Regions from separate parts of the Homo sapiens genome. Here region 2 is linked to region 1. A link is a loop called in an ENCODE intact Hi-C map of the cell type or tissue named here. Cell type or tissue: A673. All regions are shown on one strand. Links, peaks and the distances in the headings refer to the core of each region. The heading gives the core; the rest is flanking DNA. Region 1 has its middle 8.0 kb from the start of LINC01186. Region 2 has its middle 31 kb from the start of MIR222HG.

Region 1 (7,499 bases), core at 3,386-5,885:
AGGACACACTACTCCAAAAGATGGCATCTTGTCATATTGAAGAAAATAGCAGAAACTGGACCATTGGTCTTACCTTTCCCCATACTTCTCCCCTGAAGTGGATTATAAAACCTAGGAAGGACTCTCTGACTGAGACGGTTTGGCTGTGTCTCCACCCAAATCTCATCTTGAATTGTAACTCCCACAATTCCCACATGTCATGGGAGGAACCCAGTGGGAGGTGATTGAATTATGGGGGCGAGTCTTTCCTGCACTGTTCTTGTGATAGTGAATGAGTCTCATGAGATCTGATGGTTTGATAAGGGGAAGCCCGTTTTGCTTGGCTCTCATTCTCTCTCTTTGCCTGCCACCATCCACGTAGGATGTGACTTGCTCCTCCTTGTTTTCCAACATGATTGTGAGGCCTCCCCAGCCACGTGGAACTGTAAGTCCATTAAACCTCTTTCTTTTATAAATTGCCCAGTCCAGGTATGCCTTTATCAGCAGCATGAAAACCAACTAATACACTGACCTTCCCCTAAAGTAGGTTATATGACCCTCATCTGACAGATGCCCTCCTTAGACCTACAGGGAAGGAAAAAGCATCCTTATCTCTGAAAATGGAGGAACACAGAGAAAAATTCAAACAAACAGGCCTCGTTAAGTCCCTGCCCCATTTATTACCATTAGATAATATTCTTTGTCCTATCATATTTCTCCATGACTGTTCATTCTTCATCAAACCTAGAATAAAAACACTCAAATGTACCTGTTTCTTTGGTCTTCATTTCCTTATGAAGGCTCTCATGTCACGTAAAACTTATTTGAAATAAACCTGTATGGTTTTCTGATTAAGCTGCTTTTTGTTACAGGCCATAAACCTAGGATAGGTAGAGAAAAGGATATTTTTCCTCCCCTACATTGATCCAGATGCAATCACCACCATTAGCAGTGCTTGCTTGACTTTGACTGCTCAAGAAAAGTTAGTGGATTTGCACCCACTCACCCACTCCCATCCCCATTTCTATGAAACACATGATTTAGCATTGTGCTAGAAGAGCAGAGATTTGAGCTCTTCTTAGAGGCCGCTCTAGCATGCTGCTTCTTCTGAGAGATAGCAAGTAAGACCCTCATGGCCATGCATCCAAGGTTTGCTGCCTTGAGGGCCACTGCTTTTTACCTTTACATTGCTGCCTTACTAAGTCCCAGCAGTCCAGGAAAATTTCCTGGATTCAGACGTTCCGATTATTCTGAAAATTTATTTTTCCTGCCCTCCACTCACAGAACTGCTTAGACAGAGTGACTATATACCATTGACTGTAAATTCATGATCAATTAAAGAAAATAACTTCTCTAATCCAAGTCCAAAGGCTGATAACAGAGGCCCAGGGACTCCTGAGCTATCAGAGGGAGGCACTAGGCTAGTCTCCCAGTGAAATCAAGCAAAGAGAGAAATCATTAGAGGAGCCATGTTTATTGTTTGAATTTTATGAATACATAGAATTCTATGAATCAAAAAAGGGAAGTTCACATTGGTTCTGTGCAGCATGTGATAAACCACAGCATTGCTATCTACATTTTTTTTCTTTCTTTATGATCAGTAGCCTCTCAATAAAGTGGATATTTTGAGTGTTGCAGTACCAGATACAGACATAGGTTGTAAAGAAGAAGAGTTTTTCCACTTGTTAAAGAGATAGGAGTAAAGCAGCAAAAGTCTGGAACATTTCTGGGGGTATATTGCTTATCAGAGTGTTCAGTTATTCTAAGGCCAACTTCATTTTCTATGGTTTTTCTTAAGAAAACATTTGTGAAAATATCCAATTATGAGTACAAACTACCTCCCATGAATTATCTGTGATGTCTATACTGATTCCCCATGGATGTTTATATAGCCAGATGTTTGAAATCTTGGGCACCATCTCCTCTGACATAAACAATTTTCTGTGAAACCTTCCATGTTAACCAGTGGTACCTGATTCTCAAATCTGATGTAAATCTAGCATATACTCTTCTCCCACACAATGTCTTTGACTGTAACTGTTTTGCTATTATACTGAAAGTACACACTCTTTTCTCCTAACCATGGGCCCCAATTCCCACAAGATGAGGACAAACTACAGAGTAGCAGAGGGAAAAGACCATTGCTTTTCCTCTTTGAAGACTTTCTATGAAATTTCATCTTTCTGCTCTGCGGATGGCGTTTTATGTTGGGAAAATAGTAGAACTCATAATTTGGTCTCCTGGACTTAATTTCTAATTACTTCATATTGGTGACTTTTTTTTAACCTCAAAGAGGAAAACGGCAAGCCCTAAATGCCTGTTTTTCTCCTTTTTTGGCCCAAGTGGGTAACTGAGGCTCAGTTTACATACATCAAATTACCAAAATGCTGTCTTGTATATAGTTTTGAAAGATAGAGATGGGTTTGTAATGTTTTTCAGACCTGATTCAGAGCTCAATTTAGTTTTTCTTTTGGTATTCAGGCTATTATATTCGTCATAAAAACAGGCACTGTGTGTGCCTTAGTAAATAATTTATAACTTTCCCCATAACTCAGGGGAACCCACCATAGTCTGACTGTCTGCCTTTTACCTTCTCATCTCTATACCTCCAGGTCTCTAGTGATCATAAAAGTGATCGAAGCCCTGATCTGATTTTTATCACAAAGCCATTCTTCTTTGTGGGTACTTTGGTTCTGGAGACAGAGAATCATGAGATCAGATAAAGCCATGTGGAGGGCTGAAAGTTGGCTGGAATGGCGCTTGGGGCCCAGTTTATGCTGTTGGAGCATTTCCTGTGTGCCCTTTGAAACCTCTGAACTCAGCTCTTCAAAGTGAGAGCTTTGTCTTTCCGCTGAACACATATATTTGCTACTTATTATCTTTCTCTTGCCATCTCCACCCTTACTTGACTCAGCCAACATCGATATATCAAAGCAAAAGCATTGCTCTGACTGAGTCATAAGTTATACTTTTACCTGACATTATCTGGCTGTGTAGAAATGAAAGCATAAAAATAATGGAGGTTTTGTGTACAGGTCTACACACACACACACACACACACACACACACACACACACACACACACACACACGTCTTCTTCTTTGCTTCACTTATCATGCTCTCACTACTTCCACTGTTTCTCTCCCCAACTCCTGCCCACTCCCACTCATAGCAGTTTATTAAAGAAGTATGTTTTCTCATGAGCCAATTGGGTAATTTTTCAAGTTGAACCCCATTAACATTATAAATGCCGTTATAAATGCTTGTTTTTCAAAAATTTGTCTTTCCAAAACTTTGTTCTGGGTCAGAAAATTTATTTCTCTTTAGAGAGCCAGTGTTGCATGAGGAAATTGAAGCTGATCTCTGGGTGTGTGTTTGTGCTAATTTGCTGTACAATCAAATACAGATATAGGTTAATAAATGCTGTTCTTTGATCTGTTGCTACAAAGGATTCATTGTAAATACATTACTAGATAAGTAAGTTAGAACTTTGTAACTGTCTCTTGCAAACGGTGCCCCATGCCACCCATTAGCATGTGCAAGAAGTGATACATTTGGCTTCAGCCTGCCTGGGTTTTACTTTGCTGATTTGTTTATTTTTAAAATAGTTACCCATAGTATACTTCCATTTGGGGTGTCCTCATAGAAGGATAGCACTCAGGCAGAGAAATAGCCCAAAAAAACAATAACAGCACCAAAAACTTGGTAGCAAGAATTTAATAAAACCAAGGGAGGCCAATGTTTCTATAGGTAACCATTTAACATTTGTCATTATGTGTCTAGCTCTAGCCAAGGCATTGCAAAGAATGCAAAAAGACATGATCAAAGGCCTCAAGATGTTTACAGTCCTGTTAGGGGATGAAGGTATTGGAGTGAATCACATTCACTAAAATGGGAATAAAGACTTCTACCTTAAAATCATGGTGTTTTTCAGGGAATCAGAACTAATATGATATGACTGGAGTTAATATGTTATTGTGGGGGATGGGGAGGAGTAGACTATTGGTAGTTGTGGCTACAAATTTGGCAGGATTCAAATATTGAAAGGGATTTGTATGTCAAGCTAAAGAATTATAATTTTTCTCTATAGACAATGGGGGAATTAACCACCGAAGAATTTTGAGTTGGTGAATGACATAAAAAGATTTGTATTTTAGAAAAATAACTGGCATGTTGCGGGGTGTGAAATGAAGTAAAAGAAGTCTTCAGTTGTGAAGTTACATGTCCATTGAGTCTAGCAGATACCAAACAATCACATCAAAATCCTGAAATAATAATAAATAAAGAATTCTACCTTGTCTGTCTCAGTGATTGTACGTGGAGGTATGTTTCTTTTTACTCATAAGTGTACAGTCTGTGTAATTAAGTGGCAAAGCCATTTGAAAAGGTCACTGTTTAAATCACAGGACTTATCTAGGTGTGACAACCCACGGTGATGAGAGATTTAGAGCCAGTCTCTACTGAGTGCTGATGTGGGGCTGATGTGGACTCTAGGAGGCTTTGTGGGAGAACAGGGTAAAGGCTTTGGTTCTGGAGAGAAAGTGATATGCCCTCAACTATGTATTTCAGGTTTCCATGGTCAGCATCTAGGCCTTCCTGCTATTATCTGCCTTGTGAGACTGGAGGACAAACTGGAAGCCAAGAGATACAATCCCAAAGTTGCTTGAGTGTCAGACAAATAAAAGAAAAACATTTTCCTTCCTTCCTTCCTTCCTTCCTTCCTTCCTTCCTTCCTTCCTTCCTTCCTTCCTTCCTTCCTTCCTCTCTCCCTCCCTCCCTCGCTCCCTTCCTCCTTTGCTCCCTCCCTCTCTCCCTCAGTCCTTTCCTTCCTCCATCCCTTCCTTCTGTTGTGGAAGAAAAAACGTTTCCTTTATCGTCTTAGGTTCAATACCTGGGACTTGCAAATTAAACTGACAAAAGACAAATTAGCGGGAGAAAAGGTACAGTTTTTATTTAGTATTTTTATGTACATGACTGTTCGCAGAAAAGAAGTCTCAAAGAAGTGGTTATAATGAGGGCTTATATATCATTTTTATGAAGGGCAATAAATTGTGAGAAAGTGGCTAGAAAAAGCAAAGAGAGTTGGAGCTTCTAGGGGTGATAAATTGTGGGAAAGTCACTAGGAAATATATGGGGGGAACTAATAGAAGAGAAGGATTATTTTAGTAAATTCTGTTTATGCAGACTGATCTCAGCATCAACTCCCCATCTTCAGTGATAAGAGTTATGCTTCTCTTCCTGATAAAGGGAGGGCACCTTTTTCATGATAAATTTATGCCCTACTTTTATGCAGACAAAAGGGAGGCAGAGAACTTTTGCAGCACCAGTTGATTCTCAATTGCTTTCAGCTCAAAATAATCCTTATGCCGAAATAGCATATTTTATGGTGGCATATCCTGATCCCCTTCACTTCCAACCTTTTTTTTTTTTTAAAGATGCATTGGGTGTGAGGTGTGCTTTTGGGAAAGTATGGATTACATAATTCCTAACACAGGCTGGTTTGTATTCCATGGATAAAGACTCCAACCCTCAGATCCCATTTAGATGACATCCTTGCTAAGTCAGCCTTCAACTGCAGGTCTTTCACATAAGCCAAACTGATCATCTAAGTGATAAGGCATGTGAGAATATTTATAATCCACAAAGTGCTAAGAAAATACAAATTATATGGTTTCACTTTTTACATTATTAAAATAAATCATTTAAAAAGGATTTCTCTGCTGCTTCCTATAAATAAAGGCAGCATTGCCCTCCTCCCCCGATCTGTTCCTACTGTGGGTCATGGGAGGAAAGATGGAGCCAGCGAACTGACTTCTCGCTCACAGTGAAAATCAGAAGAGGTCCAATACTTCTCTAGCCTGAATCAGTTGACTTTCATTTGTTTTTATTTTTTCTTGTTTGCCTTGATCTACATTGCAATCAGTATGCAAATGTGTGCAACACACTCTCAGGAGCAAACTCACTCAACAAAGCATATTGGGCTACATCATTGCTATAGTGATAACCTTGAATCTGCTCTAATCTGTGAAGGAGCACATCATTGGGACACTTCCACGCTTTGTTATTGTTAACAAATTACTTATGACTCACCTCATAAATGACCCTAACAATACCTGTGATTGTGACTAACTGTTCCCAGCCTCAGCCTGGTGATCAGGAAGAGAATTGTTCTGTTTTCCTTTGCATTGATTCCAGTTCTGGGAGGCTTCCAGATCCTTTTAGTTCAATAGATTTCTACTTAATTTCACTATACTTAGGCACTCAGATGGGCTCAGGAGATACAGATGTAAATCACGCCTGCTTACCACCTTCCTCATGCTCACCACCTTCCTCATGCTCACCGTCTAGTGAGGAAGTGCTTCCATAATGCTTTTCCTAGCTGTCTCTCTACCTTTCTTTTATTGGTCCTTCTGGTCCCAGGTTTCTCTTTTCCCCCCACCATGGAGATTCCAGCAAATCTTGTAGGAAACCTTTCAGAAGTGTCTGAGACTCCTCTTTGCTCTCACAGCCCTCTGGCTTTATATTTATTTACCAAGATACATTGTACTGCATCTTACTCTATATGCCAGGTGCTGTGCGCTTAACCCTGCTTAATCCTCACAACCCTATGAAGTAAGTGCAGATGAGGAGACTAAAGCTGAAAAAGGGCCAGGTGCAGTGGTTTATGCCTGTAATCCCAGCAGTTTGGGAGGCTGAGGCAGGAGGATGGCTAGAGCCCAGTAGTCTGAGGCCAACCTGGACAACATAGTGAGACCGTGTTTCTACAAAAAAATGTTTAAAAAATTAGCCGAGTATGGTTCCATATGCCTGTAGTTCCAAGCTATTCAGGAGGCTGAGTTGATAGGATAACATGAGCCTGGGAATTTGAGGCTGCAGTGAGCTGTGATTGAGCCACTGCACTCCAGCCTGGGTGACAGAGCAAGACCCTGTTTCCAAAAAAAAAAAAAAAAAAAGCTAAAAAGCCAAGAAGCTTGTCCAAGGTCACATAAGCAGTTGCAGAAGAGCTGTAGACTGAACTAGGTAGTCTGACTCCAGAATCTTTGTACCATTCCAATAATTAAGTAAAACTTGGTACCTATGATATACAACCATCGAGTGTGTGGTATTTAAGGAAACATGTGATTTTGGCCTTGATTATTTGAAGACACTATACAGGCACTTCTTCTGTTTCTACATATCCATGATTTATTACTCTGAGTCTTAAGAATATTTTATGACAGCTATATCCACTGACATTTTGGTGCATTTATAACAAGTACTTTAGAAAAATACAAATACATTTGAAAGGACATGTTCTTGTACCCCTTCCCTTCCCAAGGTGTGTCAGGATACTAGCCTGATAAGGGAGCATTTTCATGAGGTTCATCAACTTGTTGATGACATCAAACCCCATGCCAGAGCCTACACAGTGGATTCTGGCACGGGGCAGAGCCCTGGAATGTGAACAAAGGCTTTTGTGGAGAAATAGCCTCCATTGTCTACAGAAAGAGGGAGAACCAAGGGCTGCCTGATATACCAAG
Region 2 (7,499 bases), core at 1,858-4,357, 520 kb after region 1:
CATGGCAATTCATGGTGGCATTTGTCCATGTGGAAGAAAAGGTCCCTATGAAGTGGCAGATTACCTTAGTATTGTGAGGGACACATTTGTCATGCTCATTAGGAGGTGCAGATGGTGATTACTGGTTCTCTGGGGGAATTCTCCTTTGTGCTATTTATTTTAGTTATACACCACTGCTATTCCAGGTTGCTTGAATGAAACCCACACATGGGTAGGACAAGAATTTGCCCTGGGTCTCGGATGTCCTACCTTTAAAAAATGAAGGAGGTTTGGCTTTGCAGACATTTAGTATGTTCATCCAAATGCCAGGTGTTGTGGGTAAAACAGAGAAACTTCAGGGTAGAATCTCTGGAAGGAGCAAACTGTTGAGTAGGGAAGGGAAGATGTGGGTACATGGTGGGTTAGGAAGGATGAGATGTCAGTGCACTGTGAGTCCAGAGAGCAGGAAGTGGCTGGTAGTCACGGTGGTTAGGGAAGTTTTCCATTTCCATTTCCATTTCCAGTTCTGTTTCTCGAGGAGCCTTTGGTTTCAGGTGGTTGGGGATGGATGGACAGAGGGGCAGGGGAACTTTCAAGGCCCCTGTGAATTGCCCAGAGCAAGGAGGCTTTTTCTTTCAATCCAGCAAGCATGTTATAGTGATGGCGGATTTGTGAAAGTCTTGCCAGATAGAGAAGATATGTTGGGGCTGTTTGTGTAGGACCTCAATTGACAGATAAGTTTGAAGGCCAACACAGGCCATAGTTTCCAGGATCATTTTTCATTTCTTATTTGTGATTGACAGAAACCATAGACTAGGGTCTTTCAAAAGAAAGAATGGTGCCCATTTGCCTATTTATTGTTTGGATAAAGAAATGAATTTGACTGTGTGACCTGTTACTAAATAAGTTTAAGAGAAATGATGGCCAAGCAAAATATGCGGAATAAATTTTTAATCTGAAGGTAACTCCCTAAATCCCAGGTATTACCTTCTCACGAGAGAAGAAAGTGGCTGGAAAGAGTTGTGAAGAGTTGCATTCCTTTTTTTAATGGAGATATGGTCACTGTTTAGACCACAAGCAAACAGAAGAAGCCCAGCAGCATTTCTTGGGTATAGTTACTCATCTTCTCAAATGTTGCAAAATACCGAAGGGAAGGGAAAACCAGAAGTTGGTTGGGGTGGGTGGGCTTGGTGGTTTAAAAAATATGGTGACTAACTGACTTGTGCTGACTAATATTGGTGAACTCATAATGAGTAACAATAGTGAATTTAGGAGGAATATAAGTAGAAGGAGAGCTATTTAAAGGTTGCTTTAATACAAAAGGCAGCTGAAGTGGTCACAATAAGGATTCCCTTAGGGAAATTCGGAAGTAACTCCGTTTACCCTTACAAAGTTCTTGTTTCCTTTAGAATTCTTACAAGTATGGCTTCTTTTCCACTGGCCTCCTGGGGGGAGTTCTTGGCAGATGAGCTTGCTCGTTGTTTTGCATTGAAGAAATACCATAGATGTCCAGTAAGCAAGAGCAACCAGTTGATTAAAACAAGGTTGGCAGTAATGTCTGTGAACTGAAACCATAAAAGGTTTGTTTGACTTTTTCTTCTTAGGGGTTTTTTTTTTTTTCTTATCATGGTATAAAAAAGTACAAGAACTGACCAACCATCTTTTTCGTAAACATAGATGCTATCTTTTTAAAATGAAAGATCATAACATTATTTATAAATAGAGCAAACATACAACCAATCAAAATGTACAAGGACAGGATAGTCTGTTGTGGAATTTTCTATTATCTGTGTGTTGATCAGAGAATGTTTTGTTTTCATTCTTCTTGAAAATATTTTGTAAATGTTATTTTCCTTGAAACTCCATTTTCCTAACTTCACTTGACCCTGGGCAAGGGGTCCAGAGAAACCATCCTGTAGAGCTTAGTGTTGTATTTAGGAAACATTTTTTGTATTTAGGAAAAATTTTATCTAAGAGTTTTGCTTTCACAATTAGAGCAGATTGCTTATTTTAAAAGGAAATAACTTTTAAAATCCAATTTGGTTATTGTATTCTACTCTTCAGCGTTTTTGTTGGTGTATATAAATGAAAAATGAATTCAGAGGGATTTATATGGACGTTTGGTATAAGAATTGCCTCAAGCCTTTGCAGGACACCTCAATCCAAATTGAGGGTGTCTCCTGTTTTTGTGTCTTTTGGTTTTGGCTAGTGCCACATATTACAAGTATCGTCTCTCTTATGCAGAATCACTATTTCCAATTCATTCTGAAGTATTATAAGCGTTTATTCTGTAAAGTCAGAGATTGAAAGTTTTCCAATCTCATCTAGGTTTAGCACTTTGGAAACTGGTTAATAAACAGCATGACTCTATTTTCATTTTGACATGTAAGCCCCCGAATGAGTTTGTTTTTTCTTTAAAAAAAACTCATATTAGCAAAGTTTGAAATACCTTTCCTAAAATGAAACTTCAGTACTGGATGGAACTTAGAGTCTTGGGTTTATTGGAGCTTTTCAGCAGAGAGCAGTGATGAGCTGAGGAGTATGGACAACAGAAATGTTTTATTAAGGAGGTTATTGAATGGACCAGGAAATGCTATAGATATTAATAAATATGATTGGAGTGCAGAAGCCGAACCTCATTGGAACTGGTGAACTCCTAGCTATTTGGTTTTAATTTAAAAAAGAACTTTGGTTTTCAGCTTTGACATACAAAAGGAAGCTAGAAGTTATTCTTGAATAGCTAACCCTTTGTTTAAGCAGTAAAAATCAGTGGGGTGTCCAGCATCATCAAAGAGTCATGCAAACAAGGTGGAAAGCATTTGTTTCCTCCTTGCTCAGAGTTACTCTTTGAATCTTATGCAGTTTGCAAATGTGTAGGAGGATGGACAGTTTTTATGTTGGTCAATGCTAAAGAGAATGGGTTTCCTCAGACTGTAGAGATAATAGTGGCACAAAGTAATGGCTTACTGAATATGTTGAATGACTGGATTCACAAACCTTGTCTTAAAATTCTGGAATGATAGTGAGGCTTGAAACCTGAAAGAAGGCATTTTAAGAAAATAAAGCAAACAATATTTTTGACTCAAATCACGGAATAAATTATACAAAGACGTGTGCCCACTGGAGCTATAAAATAAGCTCAAGAAATATTTCTATCAGGTGATGGATACTAGAAGTGTGAAGAGGTGTCTCTGGTCACTGAAGAAAACAGAGTGCCATCTAGTGGAAACATTTCACTATAATGTATTACAGTACACACTAATTTAGATTTAGGTTCTTTTTTTTCCCCTCGTTACGGAGACAGGGTCTTGCCACATTGCCCAGGCTGGTCTTGAACTCCTGGGCTCCAGGCGATCTTCCTGACTCGGCCTCCCAAAGTGTTTGGATTACAGGCATGAGCCACCATGCCTGGCCAAGAGTTAGGTTCTTAATAAAACATGTAACAATTGATTTTCTTACTCAAAGAATGATTTTTAAAAACTATTGATTTTGAACTAATTTTAAATTTGCAGAAGAATTGTAAAAATAGGCTGGGTGCGGTGGCTCATGCCTGTAATCTCAGCACTTTGGGAGGCCGAAGCGGGTGGATCACCAGAGGTCGGGATTTCGTGACCAGCCTGACCAACATGGAGAAACCCCGTCTCTACTAAAAATACAAAATTAGCCTCTGGGCATGGTGGCGCATGCCTGTAATCTCAGCTACTCGGGGGGGGGCGCTGAGGCAGGAGAATCGCTTGAACTCGGGAGGCGGAGGTTGTGGTGAGCTGAGATCGCGTCATTGCACTCCAGCCTGGGCAACAAGAGCAAAACTCTGTCTCAAAAAAAAAAAAAAAAAAAAAAATTGTAAATATAGTACAGAGAGTTCCCATATACCCTTTGCCCAGCTTTCTCTGTTAACCGTGGTATACTTATCAAGGCCAGGAAATTAACATTGGTACAGAACTACTAACTAAACTGCAGACTTTATTTGGATTTCACCAGTTTTTCCACTTATGTCCTTTTTCTGTTCCAGGATCCCATCCAGGATCCCACAGTGTTTTTAGTCATCGTGTCTCCTTAGGCTGCAAATCTGAGACAGTTCTTCCTCAGTTCAAAGAGTGTTTACTAAAAATGCTTCTCTAGGGATTGTGGCTGTTATAAAATACATTTTGAAAATACAGGAGACTTAGAAAATTAAAAGGTAGTTATGAAATAAGAATTTTGACCTAGAAATATTTATTCTGCTTGTCCATCCCCTGCCCCATCTTTTAAAACAGCTTTTTGTATTTGCAAAGTACTTTATAAGTTTTACTTATTCTCAAAAGTTATGAGGGGCAGAAACAAATCATTGACAATTTCCTCATGTTACTTAAAAGGAAATTGAGCCATAGGGGAGTTTTATATTTTGCCTTAACTTGTGTAGCTGTCTCTCACACACTGGGAGGTAGGAAAAAGGACGACAAATTACAAAGCAATTGAAAAGTGAACCTTATTTTGCCAACTTTTTTTATTATGACAGTAACTGAGTTTTAAAACAAAAGACAAATTAATGAATCAAATATTTTATTCTTTAAAATTGATATCTTAAATACTAGTCAATGTTTTCAAAATATTTGCCACATTTAAGCATCATATATATTTATCTGGTTTTTAAAGTAACAGTTTGGGCTATCTAAGAGTGCTAAATTTTTACTGCCTTAAATATTGCAAAAATATTTCTATTACAAGTTATTTTTTAAAAATAGAAGTGATTTTTGATCCTTAAACAACTTCTTGGTTTTGTTGCACCCCATGTAACATACTGTGTATGGGAGATGAGAATAATGAGAATAATAAATTGGGGAAACAGTCTGAGGCTTATTTTACTGGTTTATGGCTTCATTCCCCAAAATACTGCCTTTTGCACTGTGTGAGTCTTCTGAATATAATGACCACAGTGAACTCTGGTGTACCTGAAAGAAGTGGAAAGGCCTGGAATTTCCACAGAGATGTAACGTTTTCCTTTATCACTGCTCCACACCCACCTTCCCCAAATCAACTCCGATAGATGTGGTGATGCTATATGAAATGCAAGTGCCTCCCAAACTAAGAAGGACGTGAAGGCCTCAACCAACCAACAAAGACACCTTACTCAGAAAGCTCACCATCAGGTTGATGTTGGCGTGAGGGAAGGATGGATGTGCTGTGGCTCCAAGATACCAACAGGTGTTTGAGCTGCAGTCAGCCCGTGAAGTAGCCAAGCTGTCAAGGCTGAGTGCCTTTGGAAGCTGGCAAGTCTCCTTTCTCAGAATGCTCTTCCTGACTGGGAGGTATAAACGTGTTGCTTTTCCATCGATTGTGTAATTGGGCCCTCTCAATTTTTTTTATCAATTCATTTTAATTTTAGGCTTCACCTATATGCATAGGTAAAGTTGTTTGAAAGTGAAAGCAAACATGGAATTACCTGCCTTTAAGGCCACGTAGGGAAGCAGAGAAATTTAGTGTCTTTTTAAGTTTCTCACCTACTATTAGGAACCCTCCTCTCTCTCTCTCCCTCCTTCCCCAGACTCTCCCTGTGTCCCTCTCCCTCTCTCCCTCCTCCCTCTTTCCCTGCTTCTCCTTTTCTCTCCCTGTCACGCTTCTCTCTCTTCTCACTGTCTCTCCCTCCTCTCCCCTTTTTTTCCTTTCCTTACCACTCAGGCAACCCCACTGGGTCATGGGGAGCTTTAGGTGTCCTCCCACCCTGTGCTCTCTTTACTGACAGAAGTAAACTTGCATGTAGCATTTAGACATGCATTTGTGGCTGTTAACTTATTACTCCTTTCGGGTAAAATACTTGAAACTTAATGGATGCCTTGGGAAGGTAATAACTGAGGGCTAAGAACAGATCATTGTAGGCTTGTGAGCGTTCAAGCAAGAGCATTTTGCTAATGCTCAGTTGTTCCCCACACCAGGGCTGACCTTGCCAGTGTCTAATCACATGAGAAGCACGCAAAGTAAATCTTATAAAAACTACTGATTATAAAATGGCCTCCTTTGGAACGCAGCAAGCAAGCATTTTTCAGACCTGTGAATGAAAGGAGACTTTCCAAATGAATCCATTTACACAGTGTACTAGATCATATTACATCTCATGAACCGAACTGTAAGAGCAATGTGAAAACATTCCGAAGGAAATGGGAGAAATAATTTGCCTGTTCAGCTATATACTTCTAAAACTTTCTGTTGACATGTTTATTGGAGATTGGATTTCTAAGAGATCATTTTCACATTAATGTTTAGCAGGATTGATTATTTTTCACAAACCTCCATCTTTGGCAACTTGAGTTTATCATTAAGCATTTTCAGTAACATTCTGGCTCTCTGTATATTTCTCCCCTTACAGCAAGTGGGAAAAGAGTTGTATTGGTTCTTCTTGCAGTTGTCTGTAATTAAAAATGGCTTTGTGCTTTTTAGGACAAAATGGTATAAGTTGGGCATTTTATGCACAGTGTTATATGCCTAAGAAATGGTGTGAGAAAAGGAGGGATCCATGTTTTCCCTATAAATATTGAGAGAAGACATTTCACTTTGCAGAAATTATGTTAGTACAAATTCTCTTATTCCTAATTAATTTTCTTTCATTGACTCTCAACATATGTGCTTTGTTGAACCATTGGCTACAGTAGTAGTTCTTTAGTTTTTAAAGATGAACTTTCATCACTGCAAACCAGGAACACTTCAAGTGCTTATAGAATCAGGCTGTTGAAGCGAGTTAAACTGTTGAACTGTTCCTAGGATTGGTTGTTGTTATGTGCTTTTGAATTCTTGCATTTGTAAGTGAGCAGTTTCCCTATTTATGTAGTCTGCAGTTCTTAGTGCTTAATAAATGTTAATATTCTATAGCTACTTTGGGTTTCTAGAGCATGTGGCATTATCAAGTTTAAAGCCTATGTGAAGAGTTTTTATGGCATTTAATGAATACTAAGGTTTTCTGTGTGTTGGAGTTAATGAAAAATTCATTTTTCTTCATGTACTCTAAATACCTCATGCTTTAAAAATAGACTGGTCTTGGCCGCATTTGGTTTTTGTGACCTTTCCTCCATTATTATTTGAGAATGTTACAAAATAGGGCCTGTGCTGGTACTTTAACTTGATTATACTTTGCATATATCATAAAAATATATGTGATTCTCCCCTCATCAATATTAAATGAAAGCACTTTTTTAAGCCTCGGATTTTCCTTGTCTGTATCATACACTCTTCACTATGAGCTGAGCAGGGGTGTTGAATAGCATATAGCACCAGGCCCATGTGGCCTTCTCACCATCCTCAGTGTGGGCCTTTCAACTCGATACCATGCTCATCTGATGTGATTATCACAAACCCATACTTAGCAAGAGAGTTCCCAGCCTATAAGTAGATTTATTCTATCTTAAGCCTTGGCTTATATGAGAGAGGTTTTGTGGCATCTGGGAGATGGAGTCATGGAAATTTGATTAAAAAGAAAAAAGGGGGGAATATTGTTTGGTCTGTCCTGTTTTGAGGTGAACAAGGTCTCTAGGAACTTTTTCTTAAAGGCT

The links. Hi-C counts contacts between places; a loop is a spot of excess contacts. Peaks named below come from ENCODE experiments on the same cell type or tissue, not always from the same donor. Only the 100,000 strongest peaks of a DNase experiment are listed, where the experiment ranks them.
Region 2: a loop joins it to region 1, with 6 times the contacts of the local background. A loop is called at or near these places in 6 of 110 quality-filtered maps.

What each region holds. Positions count from the first base shown.
Region 1 is chrX:46,315,912-46,323,410 of GRCh38, reverse strand. No RefSeq gene overlaps it. Among named protein-coding and RNA genes, the nearest start is that of LINC01186, 8.0 kb to the left of the region's middle. In A673, for the core only: no CTCF peak of the experiment used is centred there; a DNase peak (open chromatin) is centred at 4,660; H3K27ac peaks cover 2,455 bases.
Region 2 is chrX:45,797,443-45,804,941 of GRCh38, reverse strand. No RefSeq gene overlaps it. Among named protein-coding and RNA genes, the nearest start is that of MIR222HG, 31 kb to the right of the region's middle. RefSeq lists enhancers at 622-1,821, 2,484-3,062. In A673, for the core only: a CTCF peak has its summit at 3,194 (motif pointing left); a DNase peak (open chromatin) is centred at 3,201; H3K27ac peaks cover 953 bases.